3 separate regions of the Homo sapiens genome follow, and all the other regions are linked to region 1. Evidence: chromatin loops called from intact Hi-C (ENCODE). Cell type or tissue: heart right ventricle. All regions are shown on one strand.

Region 1 (8,000 bases):
TGGAAGTCAGGGGAGGAGAAGGCCAAGGGGACTGGAATAAACAGAATTAGAATGACAACCTCATAATCATTCATGACATGTGGTAGGCAGAATAAGGCCTTCCAAAGCTGTCTACAGCTTGGCCTCTACAATCTGTGAATCTGTTACCTTAATGTAAGATTCTGCAAGTGTGGTTAAATTAAGGATCTTAATTAGGTGAAAGAAGGACTCTGCAGGTGTGGTTAAATGAAGGATCTTGGAGATGAGGAGATTCTCCTGGATTATCTGGGTGGGCTCAATGTCAACACCAGGTCCGTGTAAGGCAAAGAGGTGGAAGGAAGTTAGGGTCAGAAGGAGGAGATGTGCTGACCGGAGCAGAGGTCTGTGATGCAGCAGAGAGAATGTGGCATGAGAATGACACACTGGCCATTACTGGCTTTGACCATGGAAGGGGACCATGAGCCAAGGAATTCAGGCAGCTCCTAGAAGCTGGAAAAGGCAAAGAAATAGATTCTCCCTTAGAACCTCAAGAAGGAATGCAGCCCTGCCATCCCCTTGATTTTATCCCAGTGAGACCCATGTTAGACTTCTGACCTCCACAACTGTAGGATAATAAGTGTGCATTGTTTTAAGCCACCAAGCCTGTGGTAAATTGCTACAGCAGGAATAGGAAACCAGTCCATCACAATAGCCAGAAGAAATTGTCGCATCGGTTTTTCCAGAAAGAATAACCACTTCAAAGATTCCTTCCCTAGCAAAGACAATGAACGGGACTAAACACTACACTCGGTGTATTGACTTGCACTATTCCATTTTCTCCTGATGACAGCCTTGCAATCACCTGGCAGCATTGTCTCTCCAGGTAGAGAGACTGGAGCTTGTGCAACAGAAGCTGTGCAACTGGAGAAATCATGCAACTTGCTTGAGGCCACCCAGCCGGTGTCACTGCTGCCAAGTCAGACAGGGGCCACCCCAGGCTGGGAGACACCAGGCATGTGCAGGCTGGGCCAGGGTGGGATTGGGGCTGTGAATTTCCAGGCATCTCAACTAAGGCTGTCATATCTTCCCTGTGCAATCAGAAGCTGACCTGCTTTCAAAATACAAGTGCTATGGCCTGGCTTTTTTTTTCTTTTTTTTCTTTTTTTTTTTGGCTTGAGAAAGAAGCAACTCAGTTTTGTCTCCAATCCTTCAGCGCCATCATGATTCTCCTCTGCTGCTGTTTGGGTTTTGCTCTTCCCCGATACCTCAAAATAGGAAAAAATAACAGCCCCACCCCTTGTTTGTCACCTGCCAGCTTTTAAGTGCCTCCACAGCCGTCCTTTCTTTGGGGCTTCACAACAATTGCTTAGGTACAATGGGCAGATGTCCTTCTTCCTATTTTACAGAGAGGAAAACTGAAGCTTCAGTAAGGACGAATGGCTGCCTGCTCTGGGTGACAGTGCAGAAGTGGGTTCTTTTGACACCCAGGCTGTTCACGTAGAACCTGGGAGAAGGTCTAAGATGGGGCAGAAGAGGAGAATGGAAGCAAGGGAGGGACTGGGATTTCTGTGCTGGCTCAGCCAGGAGTCCTAGGAGAGGAGGGAAGAGGAGAAAGCAGGCTCTGGGCAAGCACAAGTTGTAGGGGGGCTGGGGAAGTGGGGTCACTGATTAAGGGGCCACAGCAGCAGAGGACTGAATGTCTCTACTCAAGGGCTGCTGCTGTGCTCCTGGGCGCCCAGGCCCAATGCAGTGGGGAGCAGCCATGCTTCCCTCTTAGGGTGTGGTCTTCAGGGCTTTCAGGGGCCTGACAGCAGAGAAGGAGGACCTGCCCGTTCAAAGGAGGGTTGGAAGCTGGCTCTTCTGGGGCCAGGAAAGCTCGGTCTGCCCATGCCATTCTGGGCCTGGTTCCATCAGGACCCTACAGAGCAGCAGGTCCCCAGGGCAACACGGAAATTTGTTCCCAGAGTGCCACCCCTTATTCTCCTCCCAACCCCGATCATGTGGGGGTAAGCATGTAGTCTAGGGGCACTGATGTTCCAGGAGCTGAACACCTGGGTTGCCTCTCTGGCCCACATCAAGGAATAGTAGCAATGTTGTAGAAAGAGTTTGAGCTTAGGAATTAGGCCGACTGAATTAGATCCCCGATCTGCCACTTAACTACCTGCATGATCCTGAGAAGCCCTGCCCAGCCCTGATCCAAATCTAACTCACAGGGTTATTTGGGGAATTAAATGACATTATGTAAGTCAAGTACCTTACACAGTTCTTGGTACACAGTAGGTGATCAATTAATGATAGCTGCTATCCAAATATTTGCTGTTATTCCATGCTCAGTTTCACTACCGTGTAGTTTGCCCTTGTAAACTTATTAGATCTAATTTCCAAGTACAGAACTTTCTATCGTGTGGAAGCCAAGGCTGAGCCTGCTCCTGATCAGTTGGGAACTCTGCTGGGGGCTCACACCCAGCTCTGAAATGCATCGCTGCCTTTTCTCTGCAGGGAGCCTTGTTTGGTGGTAAGCTTCCATATGGTTTTGTGTGTCTTAGGCCAGGGGGAGCAATATTTCTTCTTGTGCCTAAAAGTGGAAACAAACTGCTAATTCATACCCTTGAAAAAATTGGCTGCAAAGCCCGCTTTATTGATAGAGCCATCGGACACAAACTTCATCCACAGTCTGTTGGAGCTCGATTTCACATCCTCCGGCTTCTCATAGCCACAAAAGTGGCCGATCAGGGCACTCTCTTCCGTGGGGCCATCCCGGACTTCCAGGTAGTCATATGCACAGCTGTCGTGCCTTTCAATCTAAAGGAAGAAACAGAGGCAAGGTGGATGGCAGATGGTTCTGCTTTAAGGTTTTTGATTTAAGAAGAGAACCCAAATATCACTCTCAAAATCTAACCAAGAGGCCAAAGGACCCAAGTGTGTCCCAGGTCTCTCCATGCTGCTTCCTAGTTCACTCCTTACTTGCAGAAGTCAAGGGTGAATCAAACTGAGAAGAGTCTAAGAGGATAAATAGAGAAGAACAATTCTACCAAACTTCCCTGGATCCCATCCTGAATTTTCACTTTGATTATTATTCTCAACCTCTCTTACTGCCCTCAGAAAGGTGTCAAACCCCATTTCAAAGCCTGCATAGATGTTGATGTCAGATGTCCGGGCACAATTCACTATGGGCTTGAGAATAGCCTCTTAGGTTCCTGTTTTTAGCCAAAAATGAAAACCCATCTTTACAGAGTGGAGGATGTCTAGCAAAAGTTGCCGTTTCCTTGGGAAGCCGGTCTGAGCAGCACTCACCTCAAAAGCTTGGAAGGTAAGTCCCACGTGAAACCCCTCTGAAACCGTAATCCTCCAGACACATTCCTTGGAAGGTCTGTAGTCATCCGGATAGTTGGGAGATTGAATCTGACCGGCATCTTTGTTCATGTCTCCCCCGCAGGTAGCTTTAGAAAGAGACATCAGGAGAGGAAGACGGGGGCCCTGGTCAGATCTTACTTAGGAAGGAAGGTTGGGGAGGCGGGGGGAACAGCGCTTGCCACCACTAGGTGGCTCCGCTCACCAACATTTTCATCTCCAGCCCACAAACACCGCGCCTCCAGAAAGGCACGATTGCATTTGTCTTTAACTCTGAATTTTTTTCATATAAAGAAAAAACCACATAAAGCAGTGGTTCTCTAACTTCGCTGTGCATCAAAATCGCCTGAGGGAGTTTGCAAACTGTGGAAGCTGGGGCCACACTCCCCAGAGGTTCTGATTCCAGTGGGTGTTGGGGAGCGCTGCGTAGCCGTGAAGTTCCCCAGGTGATTCAAGGTAGAGAGTACAGGACCGCTGGTAGGAAAGGACCCGTGCGCGCACACGTGCACACATGCGCACACATGCACATTACTTATTTTACAAAGACAAAACTTTGGCCTCTCTAAAATTGTAATAATTTAAGGCCGAAGGACCCTTGGTAATGTAAGGCCAAAGGACCCTTGGTAATTTTCTGGTAGTTTTCCCCTTTCTTTTTTTTTTTTTTTTTTTGGTAGAGGGTACGGTGGGGTGGGGAATGAGCCAGAGAAGCTCAAGACATAGAAGAAATAGAAGCACCATCACCTGGTGGCAGCTGCCTAGAGCCCAGACCTATTGGTTCCCTCTACTCAGCCACCAGGGTAGCCTCAGAGGCCCTTCTAAGAAACGCAGTTGGAAATTCCTTGATGTTGCCCAAAGTCTTCTTTTCACAAAGGAAACAAACAGAGGCCTAGAGAGGTCAGATTCTTTGCTTAGGCTCACACAGCAATTCAGAGGCTGCTATCATTTCCACAGGGTTCTAGATCCCCCCAATACCGTCCTGTATGGGGGAAGCCGACTCCTCAGCTGGCCTGGAATGAGGGTTGAGTGGGATGGCGTCAGAAGGATGGCACTACTTCTGAAGTGGGCACAGCTGGCCTCTGCTTCCAGAATGTTGCAGGAGGGGCTGTGGAATCCTCAGCTTGCCCCCTGTGGTGGCTGCCCCCACCCCTGTGGCTCTGGCCTGGAGTGTCTGGGCTGGGAGAGGGACAGTGGGCTGCCTGGGAAGGACAGAGCTTATGAGGGGCCACCGAGCAGCTGCTTTCACCTCGCACAAACCTTCGTACGCTGCAAAGAAGCCCTTGCCCAAGATGTTGCTGCTGCTGCGGAACTCCACCCAGAGCCGGCTGTCCGTGGAGACGAGGGGCTCCGGGATCTTATCGCCACAAAACCTGCCTGGAAAGTGGAAAAAGAAGCAGTTAGGAGCCCTGGGGACAGCAAGAAGGCACTGGCTTCAGGCTAGGAGGAAGCTGAGGTTCTTCACACGTGGTTTGAAGTGAGCAATAACCCTGGCTGGGACAACTTATCCTGTAGCACACACAGGATCAAAAGATGGGATTGGAAGAGTCACACAATAATGTGTGACTTAATTCTTTTTCAGGCTGACTTCAGGAGAATTCCAAATTCCCATCAAAGTATCCAGAGAAGAGCCCAGGCAGCCTCTCCCCTGCCGAGGGGTGTTGCTGAGGCTCTGAAGGTGAGGCAGGGGAAGAATGGTGAGAGAATAGAGCAGATTTCCTTTCCTGGTGTTTCCTGTTGCATGTATACCCTTCCCTTTTGGGGGCATTAGACATCTGCTTTCCTTGACTTGGGAAGGGATGCCAGGGAAAACACAGCAAAGAAATAAAACCATCTTGGCGTTTACATTTCACAAGCCTAGTTGCAATAGCAAAGATTTGGAAGGATGCACCATATTTTCCCCATCCTGGTAGCCGTAGGAGGGTTCCTAGGATGGAGGAGTGACAGGACTAGCGGGAGAGCAGCAGGGAGCCCCTAAAAGGACCCATTCCCCATCTCACCTTGAGAAAGAGATCCCAGGTAGGTTTAAGAATCTAAGAGAAGCAGAAAACTGTGTCCTCAGTCCTTGGGCAGAGTCCAGAGTGGCAGCAAGACCCTGGATTCCCCTGTTGTGCCCACCCGCCAAGGTCAGCATAGAAGTGTCTATGTGATTGTCCAGACATTTGGCCCTGAGACAGGCATGCAGAGCTCTTCAGGCAAAGTGTGGCAGGATGGCAGCAACATGATTCCAGGCCCAAGAGGGGGATGGAAGTGACTTTCCCACAGCTGAGAGGATTAGGGGAGCCATAGAATGTCTCCCAAGCTTCTAGGGGAATGTAGACCTGCACCATTCTGAACTGGCCTAGGGTTGATAAAAGGAGGAAGCCCAGTAGCCTGTATCTGGATAGAGGACTCATTGGTTAGGGATGAGAACATCCCAGCAATGCCAGTCAGGGTGGCAGGATAGATGCCCCCCGCCACCACCATGCCTTGGCATAAACTATGCCCCCAACCAGGACATACAAATTGACCAAAACTGAAAACACAAATTGACCAAAATCAAGTCCCTACTACCTGATGGAAAGGGGGATCATCATAGACAAACTTTTGTTATCGAGAAAAAAAATTAATACATTTGTATTTTCTTAGACACTTGGGTGCATGGTCTGAAATCTGGAGCCTCCACAGAGGCCTGGTCTTCCCAGTACCTGGTCATTCTTGGCCATCTAATCCCTACTGCCACGTCAGGATGGCAGCCCAGGGCGAGGTGGGAGATGGGTTCATCTTTACTGAATGGTTCAGAACACAGGCCAGCCACGGTCTATTTGGACTGGAAGACCATGGTTCTACCAAGCACCTATTGCATGAGTCACTTGGAGAATGTATTTAGCTTTGGGGGGCAATGGGGAATGGGAAGTGGCTGCTAATGAATATGGGTCTTCTTTTGGAGTGATGAAAATATTCTTTTTTTTTTTTTTTTTTTTTGAGACAGAGTCTTGCTCTGTCACCCAGGCTGGAACACAATGGCGTGATCTCAGCTCACTGCAGCCTCTGCCTCCCAGGTTCAAGGGATTCTCCTGCCTCACCCTCCCAAGTAGCTGGGACTACAGGCACGTGCCACCATGCCCAGCTAATTTTTTATATTTTTAGTAGAGATGGGGTTTCACCGTGTTAGCCAGGATGGTCTCAATCTCCTGACCTCATGATCTGCCCGCCTCAGCTTCCCAAAGTGCTGGGTTTACAGGCATGAGCCACCGCGCCTGGCTGTGATGAAAATATTCTAAAATTGATTGTGGTGACACAACTCTGAGCATGCTAAAAACCATTGACTGGTATACTTTAAATGGTGAATTGTATGGTCCAGAAATTATATCTGAATATTTTTTTAAAGTCCAATTCACAGATATGTCACGGGTACTCTTACTGCCAGTGCTATGTTAGGCAGTGGACAAACCACGTGAGGCTATGAGCAGGTGAGGTTAGGGGAGGAGTAAAGGCCACTGTAGGCATCTCCTAAGGGCCAGCTGTGTTGTACATGGTTTGGGGAAACATGGGGGTAAAGGCTGTTAATCTCCTCTGCTTCCTTCCAATTCTGACCACCTGTAGCCTTTTGGAATTGGGGAGATTAATATTAAGTGAGATGAGATGAAACTCCTGCCAAGAATTTGGCAAGAAAAAATCCACCAGAAGCCTTTAAATTTTCAGTAATGGTTTCTCTGGCACGGCCAATTAGTGTCAAGTGATTTTTGGAAAATGACAGGCAAGCCTGGGGAAGTACTGCTTACCAATGAGGACACGGAGCAATTAGACAGTGCCGGTTCACAAAAGGAATTCCTTCTTAGCCTAGCCCAAGTTTCAAATCCAAGTTTCTCCTTTTAAAACCCAGCTGTCACAGCCACTGAGGCTTGTTTCCAAAAGAGAGGGAGACTTTCACTGCCTCGTCTCCTAAGGACCTAAGCAGATGAGATGAACCACGCACCACCCAAGGGCCATTAGACAGCCTGTCTCTGCTGAGTACTCGGCAGGAGGCAGGAATTGCAGCCTGAGGTATATTTTACTGCCTTGGCAAAACTAGACTTCGTAGAACAAATTACAAATTATTCCTAAGCACTCTCCCCAAATCACTTTGTCACTCTTAACTAGAATCCTCTACTTTGTCCCTTAACTGATGTCTCAGTGTTCTCATCTTCACCATAATGGTTCTAATAAAAGCCCCTTTTTTATTGACTATGTCTATGCCAGACACTGTCCTAAGCACTTTACATGGATTATCTCATTTCATCCCAATACTCTCTGAATTAGGTACTATTATTAATCCCACTTCACAGACGAGAAAACTGAGAGTCAGAGAATTTAACTCTCAAAGCTGTAAGTAAGAGCAGGATTTGAACCAGAGCAGTCTGAGACCTTCATCATCAGTATCACTTTCTTCATCATCACCACTACTACCATCAAAAAAAAAAAAAAAAAAAAAAACAAAACCTTCACTGACTGAGGCACAGTTCTGAACATTGTACAATTTTGGATAGATAGACATCAAATCTACTCTCTAGTAATGTAGATGTCATCCCCATTTCCCAGTTTGGAAACAGACAAGTAGGAATGAAGATCAAAGCCTCAAACCATAAAGCAATTCTGTGGAAATGCCAGTCTTGGCTGTTTGACTCACTGCATCATTTCTGCTCATTTGGGAGGCTGCCCCTGGCTAGGGAGCCTGA
Region 2 (8,000 bases), 350 kb after region 1:
AAGAAAGAGAGAGAGGGAGGGAGGGAGGGAAAGAAAGAGAGAGAGAGAGGGGAGGGGAGGGAAGGGAAAGGAAGGGAAGGGAAGGAGGGAGGGAGGAAGGAAGGAAGAAAGAAAGAGAGAAAGAAAGAAAGAAATTATGTTTTTGAGACGGAGTCTCACTCTTGTTGCCCAGGCTGGAGTGCAATGGCGCGATCTTGGCTCACTGCAGCCTCCGCCTCCCGGGTTCAAGCGATTCTCCTGCCTCAGCCTCCCCAGTAGCTGGTATTACAGGCATGTGCCACCACACCCGGCTAATTTTTGTACTTTTAGTAGAGATGGGGTTTCGCCATGTTGGCCAGGCTGGTCTTGAACTCCTGACCTCAGGTGATCTGCCTGCCTCGGCCTCCCAAAGTGTTGGGATTACAGGCGTGAGCCACCACACCCAGCCAAAATAATATTTTTAAAATTAAGATAATTCTATCTACAAATGCAGAAAAGACTCCTGTTTTAGCTGTAGACTGCCTTGGTCCAGGGTACCGCAAAGCCTAGTTTAAGAGTCACTGCCAGGTCACACGTCATAGGTCCGTCACACACACTCAGCAGCCCTTCCACCGAGGCAGCCCTGACCTTCTGTTGAGCCTTGCCCCTTGGGCCGTCCTAGGCCTCCAAGAGCTGGCCATATGGGTAGGCCCAGATTCTCATGGGGGTCCTCCTACGCATGGTAAGTGGGAAAGAAATCAGCTTTCTCTCCTGGGCAGCTCATGGACTTTGCTGGGGGATGAGGGCTCCTCTGTGAACTGTGAGGGAGCTGTTGCCTCCTGAACCCTTCCCTGGAGGGTCTCCTTCCTCTGGGACTCTCTCGCCTCTGTGTCCCTTCACTAGCAATTGGTCTTGGGTCCTGACAACAGGGATCAGGGCTTGGGGCTATAGATTTTGTGTGTACATGATGTCTTCCTCATCTGGCATTTTCTACCTTCCAATGTCCTTAAAGTCCACATATGACTTGCCTAATCCAAAGCTCCTTTTCTATTTAGAATTTCTGCAAGCCTTTCCCACCCCTTCTTCTGTAACCTCCATTAGCTTAGGCACACTTCCCTTTCCCAGGTTGGCCAGCCCTCTGGCAGAAGTCCCTCAACCATCAGCCAATCCGAGTCTGGCAAGGCTCATGATTTAAAATAAATATATACATAGACATAGATGATGTAGATATAGCCACAGGTCCTTCTATTAGTGCTTGTTTTTCATCATTCTAAGGAATCCTCAACCACATAGACAGTTGACTAGAAGACCTCACACATGTGCATTGAAATTTCCTCCTGGATATGTCACCTCCCTCAAATTGTTCAAGCTCCCAAGAAGCTGTACAGGAAAGGGTCCCGGGTTTCAGGGTTGGAGAACTCAGCAGGGCGTCCCACGGATGTTTCGACACTTCCCGTTCCCCTTCTGGGCCCTGCGCCTGCCCTGAGCTGCAAAGTCGCCCAGAACAGCCACCTCTCCCTGCCTCACTGACTGCAGCTCTGCCCAGCAACATCTCCTTCCTGACTCATGAGGCAGCTCACTCCCTAAAAACCTCCCCTAAACCCCCTCCGTGTCCCTGCAGGGTCCTTCTTCCCCCATTTCCCCTGTCCACACACACTTCTCTCACTTGTCCCCACATTCTATTTATTTTTCAGTTTATTGTGGTTACTGATTTACCTTTTTTTTAATTTTAATTTTATTTATTTATTTTTGAGACAGAGTCTCGCTCTGTCACCCAGGCTGGAGCGCAGTGGTGCGATCTCAGCTCACTGCAACCTCTGCCACCTGGGTTCAAGCAATTCTCCTGCCTCAGCCTCTTGAGTAGCTGAGACTACAGGCGCCCACGACGACACCCAGCTAATTTTTGTATTTTTAGTAGAGACAGAATTTCATCATGTTGGCCAGGCTGGTCTCAAACTCCTGACCTCAGGTGATCCACCCACCTCAGCCTCTCAAAGTGTTGGGATTACAGGCGTGAGCTACAACGCCTGATTCCCTTATTTTTTTTCTTTAGAGAAATAAGGTATTGCTCTCTCGCCCAGGCTGTAGTACAGTGATGCAATCACAGCTCACTGCCACCTCAAAATCTTGGGCTCAAGCCATCTTCCTGCCTCAGCCTCCCGAGTAGCCGGGACTACAGACACATACCAACATGCCAAGCTAACTCAGTTCATTTTTGGTAGAGACCGGGTCTGGCTATATTGCCCAGGCTGGTCTTGAACTCCTGGCCTCAAGCAATCCTCCCACCTCAGCCTCTCAAAATGCTGGGATTACAGGCAGAATGCACCATGTCTGGCCTTGTTTTACTTTTTAATGTAAAACTAATATATATTTATCATGAAAGAGGAGGGACTGGGCACGGTGGCTCATGCCTGTAATACCAGCACTTTGGGAGGCTGAGGCGGGCAGATCACAAGGTCAGGAGTTCAAGGCCAGCCTGGACAATATGATGAAACCCTGTCTCTACTAAAAATACAAAAAGTATCTGGGCATGGTGGCGCGCACCTGTAGTCCCAGCTACTCCAGAGGCTGAGGTGGGCGAATTGCTTGAACCCAGAAGGCAGAGGTTGCAGTGAGCCGAGATCACGCCACTGCACTCTAGCCTGGGCGACAGAGCAAGACTCCATCTCAAAAAAGAAAGGGGAGGGGAGGGGGAGAGAGAGAGAGAGAGGAAAGGGAGGGGAGGGGAGGGGAGGTAAAGCAAGCCCTAGATGAGGAATTAACTAGTTCTGGATATGGACTGTGTTGGTGGGACCAACTTAAAGACAGAAGAAAAAGAATAGAAAAACCCGCTCCATCTCCTTTAGTGTTCCCTGCCTCCCCAGAAAAATATACTTTCTTAAAGGTGCAAATGAAAATTGTGAACCCAATGCTGGCTATGATCTTTTTGAGGTCCACTGAGCAACGCAATATTCTCCTTGGGTTAAATTTGTGTTACATTTATCTGAATCGATTGAAATTCAAGAAACTATAGGCAAAAAAGTATTTAATACTCAGTGCAGAAAAATTAAAACAGCAAAGTCAAAAGGCAAAAATAAAAATAAAAATAAGCCGCAGTCTCCTCAGTGAGCAGCAGCACCGTAACAAGACAATGCATTCAGGCTTTCCTGATGCTTCTATATAAACAGGTCGACAGTCTCTCATCTGTAATTCCCCCAGGCAAAAATCCCTGGAACCACAAGGTTGTTTTGTTTTTGTGTTTGTTTTCCAAGTTTGTAGTGAATTTATTTGGCTGCACCACCTGATCCAAACTGATGTGGTGCTATTTATATTCTTCAGTTATCTCACTTAATGTGAATACTCGTATGTTTCACTGCAGAAATATTAATGAATTTGGCTGTCGTGAGTTGCTACTTCAAGCACACTAAGGATGTTCCATAATTATACACCTTTGTAAAATCTGAAAAAGTTTGAATCACAAAATACATTGACCCCCAAGGGTCAGAACAGTGGACCTGAATACTTAAAAGAAGCGATGATAGTGCTCACTGCGGCAGCCCATATACTAAAATTGGGACAATACAGAGAAGATTGGCATGGCCCCTGTGCAAGGATGACATGCAAATTCACGAAGCATTCCATATTAAAAAAAAAATTGTTTTAGGCCGGGCACGGTGGCTCATGCCTGTAATCCCAGCACTTTGGGAGGCCGAGGCGGGCCGATCACTTGAGGTCAGGAGTTTGAGACCCACCTGATCAACATGGTGAAACCCTGTCTCTACTAAAAATACAAAAATTAGCTGGGCGTGGTGGCGGGCCCCTGTAATCCCAGCTACTCGAGAGGCTGAGGCAGGAGAATCTCTTGAACCCGGGAGGTGGAGGTTGCAGTGAGCCAAGATCACACCATCGCACTCCAGCCTGGGCAACAAGAGTGAAACTTCATCTCAAAAATAAAATAAGATACAAAAATTAGCTGGGCATGGGGTCATGCACCTATAGTCCCAGCTACTTGGGAGGCTGAGGCTCGAGAATCACTTGAACCTGGGAGGTGGAGGTTGCAGTGAACCGAGATTGCACCACTGCATTCCAGCCTGGGTGACAGAGCAAGACTCTGTCTAAACATAAATAAATAAAATAAAAATGTTAAGAATTAAAAAAAAATAAGTGATGATAAAACAGTGATGCTGTACAGCATCTACATGTTCTAGGTACTGCCAAGCACTTTGCATATATTAATCAAATGCTTGTAACAATTCTATAGGGTAACTACTATTACCTTCATCTGCATTTTACATATGAGGAACAGGATTACATTGTACCTACTGTTTCACGCTTGCTTTCTGCACTTAATATGTCTTGAACATATTTCAATTGAGTGAACATTCATCCACAGCACTGTGGCTGCATCATGCCCTGTTGTGCGGCTGTGCTATCATTTCACCTGTCCTCTGGTACTGGACACTTAGGTTGCTTCCATACCCTTTCTTTTTGGTGCATTTCTCTGTGAGACCCTTCAGTAGAGGCTTGTGAGTCATCCCTCTCAAACCTTTGATCATGAGAAAACAGCACACCCCAGTGGCTATTGGCTCCTTGAGAGGAAGCTATATCTTCCTACCTCTTGACCATTTCCCTTTTATTTTTTATTTTTTCCTATTCTAACAGAAATGTGCTCGTTCTTTGTATATCTCTGTCTAATCTCCCAGCATCTGAGAGATCCATTTTGCCATTGCTGGGGCAGGATCTGAGATGGCCGGCATCCCTCACTTCAGGCAACACGGCCTCTTTGGTTTCCTACCCTGATGTCCTGTCGGTTCTACTGACCTACTTCCCTCTCTGTGTGACTTGGTTTCAGAAGGTTAGTATGTCGTCGGTGTGAGGTCTGCATCCCTATTGTCTGATGCTACATATTTAGTTGAATGGGTCCTCTCTTGATGTCTTTTAATCTTGGTTCTTTTCCCAGAGTTGCCACTAAAATTGTCCCATGCCACTTGTATTAGTTCCCCGTGGCTGCTGTGACACATTACCACAAATTTCATGGCTTAAAACTACACAATTTTTTTTTTAAATTTTCAGATAAGGCTTCACTCTGTCACCCAAGCTGGAATGCAGTGGTGCAGTCTTGGCTTACTGTAACCTCTGCCCCCCAGACTCAAAGTGATCCTCCCACCTGAGCCTCCCAAGTAGCTGGGACTACAAGCGCATGTCACCATATCCGGCTAATTTTGGGGGGATTTTTTTTGTAGAAATAGGGTTTCGCCATGTTGCCCAGGCTGGTCTGAAACTCCTAGGCTCAAGCAATCTGCCCACCTCAGCCTCCCAAAGTGCTGGGATTATAGACATGAGCCACCAGGCCTGAACCAGATGTTTATTCTTTCACAATTCAGGAGGCCAAAAGTCTGGAATCAAGGTGTCAGCAGGACGGCACTCCCTCTGAAGACATGGAGGACAATCCTTCATTGCTCCTTCCAGCTTCTGGTGGCTCCAGGAGTTCCTTGGCTTGTGGCTGCATAACTCAGATCTCTGCCTCCCTCCTCATATCACCTCTTTTCCCCAGGTCTCTCTTCTATGTCTCTTATAAGAACACTTGTCATTGGATTTAGGGTCCATCCAGATAATCCAGGATGGCCTGGGCGTGGTGGTTCATGCCTGTAATCCCAGCACTTTGGGAGGCCAAGGCAGGCAGATCACCTGAGATCAGGAGTTCGAGACCAGCCTGGTCAACATGGTGAAACCCTGTCTCTACTAAAATTAAAAAAAAAAAAAAATACAAAAATTAGCCAAGTGTGGTGGCACACACCTGTAATCCCAGCTACTCCGGAGGCTGAGGCAAGAGAATCACTTGAACCTGGAGGCGGAGGCTGCAGTAAGCTGAGGTCGTGCCACTGCACTCCAGCCTGGGTGACAAGAGCAAGACTCAATCTCAAAACAAAACAAAAAAAAAACCCAACAGATAATCCAGGATGATCTCACCTTGGGATTATATCTGCAAAGACCCTTTTTCCAAATAACGTCACATTCACGGGTTCCAGGGGTTAAGATGTGGGCCACGTTTTTGGGAGCCACCATTCAACCCACAATAATATCACTCTTCCCAAGTCTAGGGATTCGTTTTTTCCCCTTCACACTCTCCAGGTGGGACCTCTCGCTCTCTCACTTCCCATCCAGGACAGCCTATCCCCCTAGGAGATCTGTCAGTGGATCTGTGTGGAGTTAGACTATGGGTATGAGAAAAATGGTTTCTTTCTTCTGCTGAACCATAAAAGAATCCCAAACCAGTCCTTTCACATACATTAAACATATTTTCTTCATCAAATTGGGTGTTGTTACTTATACTAAAACTATGGGCAGTTTTTCTTTACCCCCAAAATCAAAGTTTATATTTCAAGGAGGAGAGAGTTCTTTTTTTGAGTGCTTAGAATACAATAAATGCTGTTACACTATCTTATTTAACCCTCATAACAACCCTGAGTCTTACAACCCATTTTCTCTTCTTCAGAGAATGGAAAACTGAGGCTCAGAGAGGTTAAGTAACTTACTAAAAATCACACAGTAAATAGAGGGATACAGCTATGTCAACCCCAGAGCTTTTTGGTTCTGTCTCTACACCAAACTGCCTTTGGGAATTTTCCAGATGAGGTGAGTGCAGCACAGAGACAATAAATGGTACAGAGAAGCCAGGCATGGTGGCTCAGGCCTGTAATCCCAGCACTTCAGGAGGCCAAGGCAGGAGGATCTCTTGAGCTCAGGAGTTTGAGATTAACCTGGGCAACATAGTGGGACCCAGTCTCTAATAAATAAATAAATAAATGGCACAGAGGTCACTTAGCTAATGATGGCAACAGGAACAGAAGCTTGCTCAACTCCCAGTAATTTGCTCTTTCCCCCATACCATATTCTTGGCTTAGAACATAAGGTATCATTTGGGCTGACAGAAAGACACACATCCTGATTAAGCTCAGAAAGAACCTGAACTTTGGAGTGACAGCCCAAGTCTATTCCAGTTCCTCTGCCTGGTAACCAATGCTCCTGGACCAGTCACTTGGCATCTCTGACACTCAGTGTCCTTATCTGCAAAATGGTGTAATCAGGCATCCACCTCTTTGCATCACTGTGAGGACTAGGGAATGCGTGCTGAAATAGATGGTATGTAGAACGTGTTTCACAAACAGCAGCTATGACAACTATTCATATTTCGACTGCATGCCTCTTCAGAAGTAAAAGGCTTTTTTAATGATAAAAGAAAAAGTAATTCATGTTTATGGTAAAGAGTATAAAGCCACACCTTCCCCATCCCAAAAGATCCCAGACCTCATCCTTGAAGGTGGCTATTGTTAACAGCACCTTTTGTGTGGTTCCACAAATTTTCTACGCATTTGGAAGTATATATATATTCGTCACACAAATAGGATCATAGAAGTTCACTGCTTACTTTTTTCCCTAAGTAATTGTCCCAGTTGTGCTCCCCAGGAAGCAAACTCTGAGAAGGAATTAAGTGTGCACGGCTGGACATGGTGGCTCACACCTGTAATCCCAGCACTTTGGGAGGCCAAGGCGGGCAGATCACTTAAGCCCAGAAGTTCGAGACCAGCCTGGGCAACATGGCAAAACCCCATCTCCACAAAAAATACAAAAATTGGCCTGGTGCAGTGGCTCACACCTGTAATCCCTGCACTTTGGGAGGCCAAGGCAGGTGGATCACCTGAGGTCAGAAGTTCGAGACCAGCCTGGCCAACATGATGAAACCCCATCTCTACTTAAAAAAATACAAAAATACAAAAATTAGCTGGATGTGGTGGTGGATGCCTGTAATCCCAGCTACTCAGGAGGCTGAGGCAGAATTGGTTGAACCTGGGAGGCAGAGGTTGCAGTGAGCGGAGATTGGACCACTGCACTCCAGCCTGGGCAACAAGAGCGAAATTCCATCTTTAAAAAAAAAAAATAGAAAAATTAGCTGGGTATGGTGGTACATACCTGTAGTCCTAGCTATTCGGGAGGCTGAGGTGGAAGGATTGCTTGAGCCCAGGAGGTCGAGGCTGCAGTGAGCCGTGATCACACCACTGCAC
Region 3 (8,000 bases), 120 kb after region 1:
ATTTATAAAAAGTATCTAACTATATTTCAAGCACTGTTCTAAGTACTTTATCAGGAATCATCCCCATTTACAAATGAGGAAGCTAATGCCCAGAGAAATCAAGTGATTTGCCCAAGGATACACAGCTTGTAAGTGGCAGAGTAAATGGTAAAAATGGTATTAAAAATTGCAAAAGTAGTGAAATGGTAAAATTAGAAATGGTAAAATTACCAGTTTGTTCAGCTTCTAAGAGGTTGGGCTAGAACCAAAGATCATAGACTCATAGAACACTGGATAGGAAGCAGCCAGGGGGCTCACACTGAAGTGCTTGCAAGGTATGAAGTAGGCCCAGGGCAAGACGGTTGATGAGGACCAAGAGCACAAGCTCTCTGGACATGTCACTTTGTAATTCTAACAAGGCAGACATTTTCATTCTGCAGGTAAGGAACTGAGGCCCAGAGAGGAGGGGAGTCGTCCCGGTAACACAGATCCTGAAAAGCCAGGAACAGATTCAAGACCCTCCCCTCTGCATTCTGAGTCCACAGTAGGAATGGAGACCCACACCAAGAAGGGACAGTGGGAGGTGTTTTAGCTTTGCAGCCCTGAGGCAGGTCCTAAAAGGAGAGCTTCTGGCCAGAAGAGTCAGGGAGTTAGGATTTCACTGAGATAGAATGGGAGGCTGCCCCTAAAGGTTTGCCTTAAATATGCAACCAGGAAATGCAGTGTCCCGCTAGCCAAGAGGCAAGTCCTTTCTCTGAGACTTCAGTACACTGATGAACTGCTTGCTGGCCTTCCAGACAGCTGTTCTCCAGGTCAGGCAATTTCCAAGAGGATGGGCGGACTGAGATGTTACCTTTTCCCCCAGGTTGTCCTTATCATCGCCCTCTTCTGGCCACTCTTAGCATCAGTGTAGCCCAGGGAGAGGCCAATGAGTTGGGAGAATTCAAGGAGTCTGAGGAGGGTGCCTGCAGCTGGCTGAAGCCACACTGGCCATATCCTCTGCCTTCCAGCCCTGCCTGTGCATCCCATTCTGTCTGTGAAGAATCACAGAATATGCGTGCCCCTGATTATCTTGCATTTTCTCTAAAATTACTGGGGAAAATGAGGCTGTAACAGGCAAGCCTGCCTCAGGGTTATCCTCCAAGGCTGAGACGGGGAGCTGGCATGCCTCTTTCACATCTGGATTCACAAGTGCCCAGACCAGCACCCAGCATACTGGAGATGCACAATACATTCCTGAGCAAATCAATCACTTCCCCACTCCGGGCCTCAGCGGCCCACACTGCCTCCCAGAGTCCCCAGGTCACACCCAGCAGGGTCTAGGATCTGACAAGTGGGGGAGGTGGTCCAGCCACTCCCTTTATCCCACACCTATTTTCCCAGCTTCAGTGGCCCTCTTTTCAGGGCCAGGCTGCCATTCCAATAGTGCTCTGGAGCCTCTTCTCCCTGGCCTTGAATTAGGTCCCATAAGGAACTCATGGTACCTGGGCCAGGCATGCTACCTGCTGAGGTTTTCTCCAGTTGTCCAGGAACCAACTCCTCTGCCCACCTTCCTAACTCAGAAGCCCCAAGAGATACAGCAGTAGGTAGATATTCTGCAGGAAACTTCCCTTACTAAGACCAGGCCCCTCAAGACTAGTTTGATCTCAAACCTTCACAAGATTCTCAAGTCTCACAAACTCCTCCTGCCTCCTAGTAACCTGGTCTTCCCCAGACTTTACCCAGTTCTGACCCTCCCAACCCCCAGCCTAGACCCGAGCCACTGCAGTGATAGAAACAATAAAAAATAACGACAATGCCATCATTTCACTTGCAGAGAATTTTCCCACAAATCACCTGAGTCCTCCTATAATTACTGCCACCAATTTAGAGATGAGTAACCTGGAACTGATAGAGGTTTCCAGGGCGTGAAGGGGCAACCACTGGCCCACAGGCCCCGCAGAGACCTGGCCGGCCACAGCCCCGGGAAGGAGCACCTGCCTCGCCGAGGGTGGAGGTCGCGCTCTTCCCTCCCCATTCTTCTCTGCCGACCGCCAAGTGAAACGGGGCCCCACAAAGCCGGAGATAAACACCACTACTCGCGGGACACTGGCCATGGGCCAGGAGCGTCTGTGCGAGCCTCTGAGCCCAGCATCTCCCTGGGAGCGTGAGCGTGAGCACCCCTCTGTCCGTGCTGGAACTGCCCCACACTCATCAGCTTGCTGGAACATGCGCTTGGCCCTTCGGAGGCTAACGCTTCAACGACTCCAGCTCGGAAGCCGCTCCCCTCAGGACTCACGAGCCGATCAGTGGCCCCGAGGAAGCGGGAGCTGCAGCGCCCGGGCGGCGATTGCGCCCGAAAGGCCCGTACGTCCTGGGGCGCCGCTTCCTGGAGGGATTAGAGCACCTGCCGGCTTCCATCTCCGCCCGCCCAGAGCGACCCTCAGGCCGGTACCGCTACAGGGAAGTTTCCGGCTATTCGAGTCTTGCTCATTCTCCCTCGGCGACCCCTTTCCTTTTGCCCGCTGTGACGCTTTTCTTTTTAAAATCTCCCAAGAGTAACCACAGATCTTGGGAAACTTTGCGCGAAACTTAAAAATGCTGTGAAATCGGAGCCAGGAACTCCATCTGAGCCTCGGAGCGCCGCGCCCAGTCCAGCTCTTCTGCTCCGGCCCGGAGCGTCTGGCGGTGGCCAGTGCTGCCCACTCGCTGTCAGGCGGCCCTGGCACCCACCCCGGCCCCTGGGCGCCCTCTCGGCCTCTGGCACCCGCTCTGATTCGCTTTGGGAACGCGCCAGCTGTCGCCCCCCGGTGCGCACCGCAAACCTGGGGCCGGGACATCCCAGCCTCGGAGTGGTTTTTAAGCAATTCCTCGGAGGCATTGTCTTCCGGGGGAGCCGGGGATCTCAGGGGAGGGGAGGGGAGACCCGCCCCATAGACGGTAGTGCAGGCTTGCCCACCACCTCATTTGCATTTCAAAGGCAAACTTCTGCGGGACTTCCCCAGCGGCGGCACCTACCGGCTTTGCAAGGGTCGTGGTAATGCTCCAGCTGCTGCTCCGTGCCCTCCTCGCCGTCCAGCTCTGAGTAGTCTGCGGTGGCGTCCGGGCGCTCCCCGAGTCCCCCGGCGCCGCGAGGCAGCGGCAGCAGCAGCAGCAGTGACACCAGGGCCCCAAGTGCAGTCGCCCGGGGCATGGTGGCGCGGGGCCGGCTGGGGCAGAGGGAGTTGCGTGCACGAAAGCTCAGCTCGGCCGAAAGACGGCGCACACTGGGTCGGTCGGCTCCGGCCGGGACTCGGTGGTTACACAGGGCTGCTGGGCATGGCTCAGGCGCGGAGCAAGCGGAGCGCGGCGCCCCCTGTCTTCGTCGAGGCAACCGGGAAGCAGCCGCTCGGAGCTACTTGCCCGGCGGCCGAGGCTGCGGCGGCTGCGAGTGTGGCGGTGGCGGCGGTGGTTGGAGCAGTGGCCGCTCCGCCCCTCTCCACCAGGGCTGGACCACACAGCCTTCGCCCGGGGCCCTAAGCAGCCAATCACTCGGGCGCCCGAGGCGAGGCCCCTCCTCTTCCCGGCACCTTCGCAACTTCGGAGGCAGGCGAGCGAGGTGAAGATGCTGGAGCCAAAGGCCGGGGCCAGCTCCGCACCCACCCAGCCTAAGGCGCCTGCCCGGGGCGCCACCTCGGCCTCTGGCTCCCGAGAATGCTGCTCCTGAAGATCGGGACTGGGCTTCTCGCCTTGTTTTATTTCCATAACTCACTTTACAACTCCCCGATGCACACGTGGCCAGAGTGGTTAGAACTCGGAGCGCTGGACCAGGAGCCCTGTGTACGGATTCATGTCACTACCAACTGGCTATGTGCATTCGGGCAGCTGCTTCTTTGCAGGGATGAGTGAATGTCTCTCAGGTCCCTCTCAGCAAAGAAAAAAAAATCGAGGATTTCGATTCTCTCAGCTCTCTCCACATTCCCTAGTCGAGCCATGAAGGGCGCTTGCTGGCGGCAACTAACCTAACCTAGTGGCCGGCGATAGGTAATGAAAAAAGATTTAAGTCCACAGATTTCCCCTCTCGGTGACCCTATCTTTCAGTAAAACCGTCTAAGATGCTTCACACAGTCAAAAAGACACAAATGAACAGCTGTACGTGCTACTTGTGTTAAATTACAGACATGTTTTTATTAAATAAGCCACTCACCGTTAACTTGATGGAATAAAAATGACCAATTTCTGAAGTCTGTTTTTTTTTTGCCAATTAAAAACATATGCCCAAATAATGACACTAATCAAGAGCTATTTGAAACCCACTTCTATTTTGTACCTAAAATGTAAAAATTCTCAGAACTGAGCCATTTTGATTTAGAGATATAAAAAGTATTATTACTGTGAGGCTTTTCAAAGATCTTTTTATGCAAGTAAAATGGCCCTGTCAACTATAACACACAAATGTGTATGTGTAGAAATGTTTTGCATCATGCCCAGTAGAATCTTTTTTCAATTTAAACTGCAAGCAGAAAAATGGACAACTTTCCTTTTGGATTTCCACATGGTTTCACATACATCAATGACAAAATAGTCAACAGGGAGCCCAGAGCTGGGCTTCACATCAAACTCTGAATTTCTTGCACTTATGGTCATCTGTCTTCTCATCTATCAACTGGGATAACAAGTCCTTCACACAAGTAAAGGGCTAAAAGTTAACTATTGGAAGGATGCTACTCATATTTTGTCCTCGTTCTTAGAAAGAAATGCAATGTTGACCCTGCCTCATGCTGTTTTCATCAAATGGGCACATAACATACAGAATGGAGCCAGACAGGGCAAGATCTGGTTAGAAACTGGCAGGTGGAAGGAAGGAATTTGAAGAGGATAAATGCCACCAAATGGCAGGAAGGCCAAGTGGCCAGCGCATAGGCAAAGGAGTGGGAGGGGGTTGAATGGCATGCATTTCTGCCTGAAAGCCAGGAGTCAAACCCAACGCCATAGCTCTCTGCATTCACCCCCATGAAGGTCATCACCTCTCAGTAGACGAGTCCAAAGAGTCAACATCTAAAAGGCCTAACAAACTTCTGTGACACTTCCAGGTCTCCAGATGGCACTAGGCAAACCACCAACTGGCTTCCTTATTAGAAGGGAATTCCTCTGGAAAATAGACATGAGAGGCCACCTCTTGTGCAAGCAATGAGGTTGTGAGCTTTTATGACCTCTAATGCCCAGCTGGTGAGTAGTGGCCAGGTCTTCTCACCAACACCCTTTGTCCAAATATTTTGAAGACAGTGGTGTTGAAGAATGAACAAGCTGCACAGTTTTATGTTATTAAAGTAGAAGGCCAGTTTAGTTGCTACTTTGGCTATCAACCAATAAATGGCAACAAAATATTTGGTTCACTAGAAAGATCAGAAAAGAATAATTGAAAAGGGACACCATAAGATAGAACTATAAAAGCTAAACTCTAATCTGGGTTTAGATGATTTTTATAATGTATTTTTCTTTAATTTAAAAACCATGAAAAAACTGGAGGTAGAGTAACAGGCTTTATGACATAAAACTGCTCAACTTAGCTCCATTATTACATTAATAATTACTTCAGGGTTTCCTCTGCCATATCTCTGGGTCCTCTGTGAACCTGAACAAGTGTTTTTCTCCTCTTAGATGTCCATCTCCCACCCAGAGTAACTGGGTTCTCTTGCCCCTTCAAGTCTACTGAGTTTTATCCACCTGGGCCACTTTCTCATTTTGCCTTTCCAAGCGACTATACATGATAATTTGTTCCAGGCCAGCTCATTCCTTCATTTACATTGCTCACCACTGAGAAGATACTCAGTTTTCTGGAGAATGTAATTAAAGATACTACAATTTTTAGCAGCTGCTTAAAACCCTTCCTGGCTCTCCAAAACCTTTATTCAAGTTCTTCAGGGTGGCATAACAGGTCCTCCGTCCATCATCAAGCCTTCCTTTCACCTTTCCAGTCTTGGCTCCTTACAACTCCCACATTCCAGTCTTCTGGCATTAAAACACCCTGCAGTCATCCTAACAAGGCTGCTTCACACCCTCCATGTCTCTGCCTGGGACACACTGATAATCGCATATCCCACATCCTCATGCCAGCATTGCAGCTACCCTATCTGTGACACTTACCTATCCAGGACTGCCCTTTCTGGTCTATAACTGCAGCAGACCTCTCTGACCAACCCCAACTTAGAATCACCTTCCATGTCTCACTTTCTAGACTCTCCCTTTTCTTCACTGACCTTCAATATTAAGTCTTGCAATCCTAGTGGCTTAGACTGAGACACTAAGAATAACCATAACATTGGCCAGCCCCACTTATATCAATTTTCCCCTGCAACCATCTCCCACATTTTTTTCCTTTGAAATCGCTGTCAAGCAAAGTAATCGTGCAAACTTTGAAAATCATTTCAAATAATCAAGTAATTTAAAATACATTTGTAAACTACACTGATTCCACATGTCCCAATTAGGCTTATTCCCCCCTTTTCTAATGTTATATTGCAGAGTAACAGTTCCACAAAAATAGTTCACTTGAAATCAAGAAGCTGGCTGCATACGAGTCCCTTCTGTCCTTAGTTTTCCAACCAGACAAAAAGTGTTCATTAAAGAAATAAAAAGTAATCCAAATTTGTACCAATGATGTGGCTAACGGGAATTGCCAAGTACAGGTGTTGACTGAGGCACCTAATAAAACTAGGGGAAAAGAACCAAGGAGGTTGGTCAGGATTTTTAAAAACTAGTCAGAAACGGAAAAACAAAACATACAAATAGACATGGAGAAATTAACCACTGATTTCAATGTGGCACAATAAAAATAATCTCTTCCATTCGTATAGAACACTAATTTTCAATGTGACTTCTACATATATTACCTGCCTCCCAGGCTAGAGAGGGTGACACCCCCATTTTACAGTTACAATAGTCAAGACAACAGGGCCCTGAATCTTGATGACTTCTGGGCTAAACATAAGAGCACCTTTAGCTGTGGTTTCTTATCCATAAAACACAGCTATCTACTCTACCAGCTTCACAGGATGGTTGTGAAGGAACAAGTGAAACTGCTTTGAAAAAGTAGTAAATGCTAAACAAATGCAAAGAATCATCAATCAGAGGATGGCAGGCAAATAGATGGTAAAGTCTGAGTGTAAGAGTCAGAATAGGTATACAAAAAAGTCAAAAGAATGGCAATAAAAGAAAAATCATTCTTAAGAAAGACCAATCTTATTCACTGGACCATTCTCTCAACTTTACTGTATATTACAGTTCACTTTTGAAATACAAATTTAAACCTTAAATTTTAAATACATCATTCCAGGGGTTAGCGGACTATGGCCTGTGGGCCATTTTTGTGAAGTTATACTGGAACATAGCCATGCTCATTAGTTTATGTAGTCTACTATGGCTGCTTTGGTGCTACAACGATAGTTTCAACAGAGACTGCATAGCCCTCAAAGCTGAAAGTATTTACTATCTAGACCTTCACAGAAAAAGTCTGCAGACCCCTGCTTTAATTGTGGAAAACTATTACTAAGTTATTCATTTGCCTGTCAATAATGGGTTATCCCTTATGCTTGGTTCATGTTTCAAAAAGGAAAGAAATAAGGAATCCAAAGGAAGTACATTTAACTTTTTATTACTTTTTAAAAATCCAAATTCAGATAAATTAACACACTAGGTTAGAACCTCAATTGTATTTGATACATTATATACTGGATTTCTATTACTAAAAAGCCAGTTGGAATATGGCCTATACGAACCAAAGAGTGTATACAAAATGGAAGTGGTCATCAGGCAATAATTGTTTCCTTGGAACTCTGCACCGACTGTCCATGCTCTGTGGGGACTTACACATTCAAGTTTGACAGTTGAAAAACCAACTGGAGCTGCTTTTCCAAGAATGTTCTGTTGTCCTTCAAATAGAATTCCATGTTATTTCTTTCTTGCCTTAAGCTCTTATATCTTTCAAATGACCTAAGCTGATGAACTGGAGTAAACACAAACTGCTGCAGTTATCAATTAGCAAGCCTAGTTCACCAATACTT

Evidence for each region. Hi-C counts contacts between places; a loop is a spot of excess contacts. Peaks named below come from ENCODE experiments on the same cell type or tissue, not always from the same donor. Only the 100,000 strongest peaks of a DNase experiment are listed, where the experiment ranks them.
Region 2: a loop joins it to region 1, with 3.0 times the contacts of the local background. A loop is called at or near these places in 25 of 110 quality-filtered maps.
Region 3: it touches region 1 in a loop (11-fold over the local background); 92 of 110 quality-filtered maps call a loop at or near these places.

The regions. Positions count from the first base shown.
Region 1 is chr10:96,392,623-96,400,622 of GRCh38, forward strand. TLL2 (tolloid like 2) reads right to left here. Exons shown (of 21, transcript NM_012465.4): 11 at 4,564-4,680; 12 at 3,253-3,398; 13 at 2,565-2,760. Among named protein-coding and RNA genes, the nearest start is that of OPALIN, 38 kb to the left of the region's middle. RefSeq lists an enhancer at 4,492-5,020. In heart right ventricle, a CTCF peak has its summit at 3,501 (motif pointing right); DNase peaks (open chromatin) are centred at 3,509 and 5,455; H3K27ac peaks cover 3,032 bases; H3K27me3 peaks cover 1,611 bases.
Region 2 is chr10:96,739,689-96,747,688 of GRCh38, forward strand. It overlaps the pseudogene RNU6-1274P. Among named protein-coding and RNA genes, the nearest start is that of PIK3AP1, 23 kb to the left of the region's middle. RefSeq lists enhancers at 1,510-1,579, 4,402-4,451. In heart right ventricle, a CTCF peak has its summit at 4,522; a DNase peak (open chromatin) is centred at 1,433; H3K27ac peaks cover 1,581 bases; H3K27me3 peaks cover 860 bases.
Region 3 is chr10:96,510,535-96,518,534 of GRCh38, forward strand. It overlaps TLL2 (tolloid like 2), which reads right to left and starts at 3,392. Exons shown (of 21, transcript NM_012465.4): 1 at 2,977-3,392. The coding sequence starts at 3,151. It overlaps TM9SF3 (transmembrane 9 superfamily member 3), which reads right to left. Exons shown (of 15, transcript NM_020123.4): 15 at 7,576-8,000. RefSeq lists enhancers at 1,464-1,983, 3,173-3,242. In heart right ventricle, CTCF peaks have their summits at 868 (motif pointing left), 3,316 and 3,527; DNase peaks (open chromatin) are centred at 857, 2,162, 2,746 and 3,397; H3K4me3 peaks cover 3,198 bases; H3K27ac peaks cover 2,095 bases.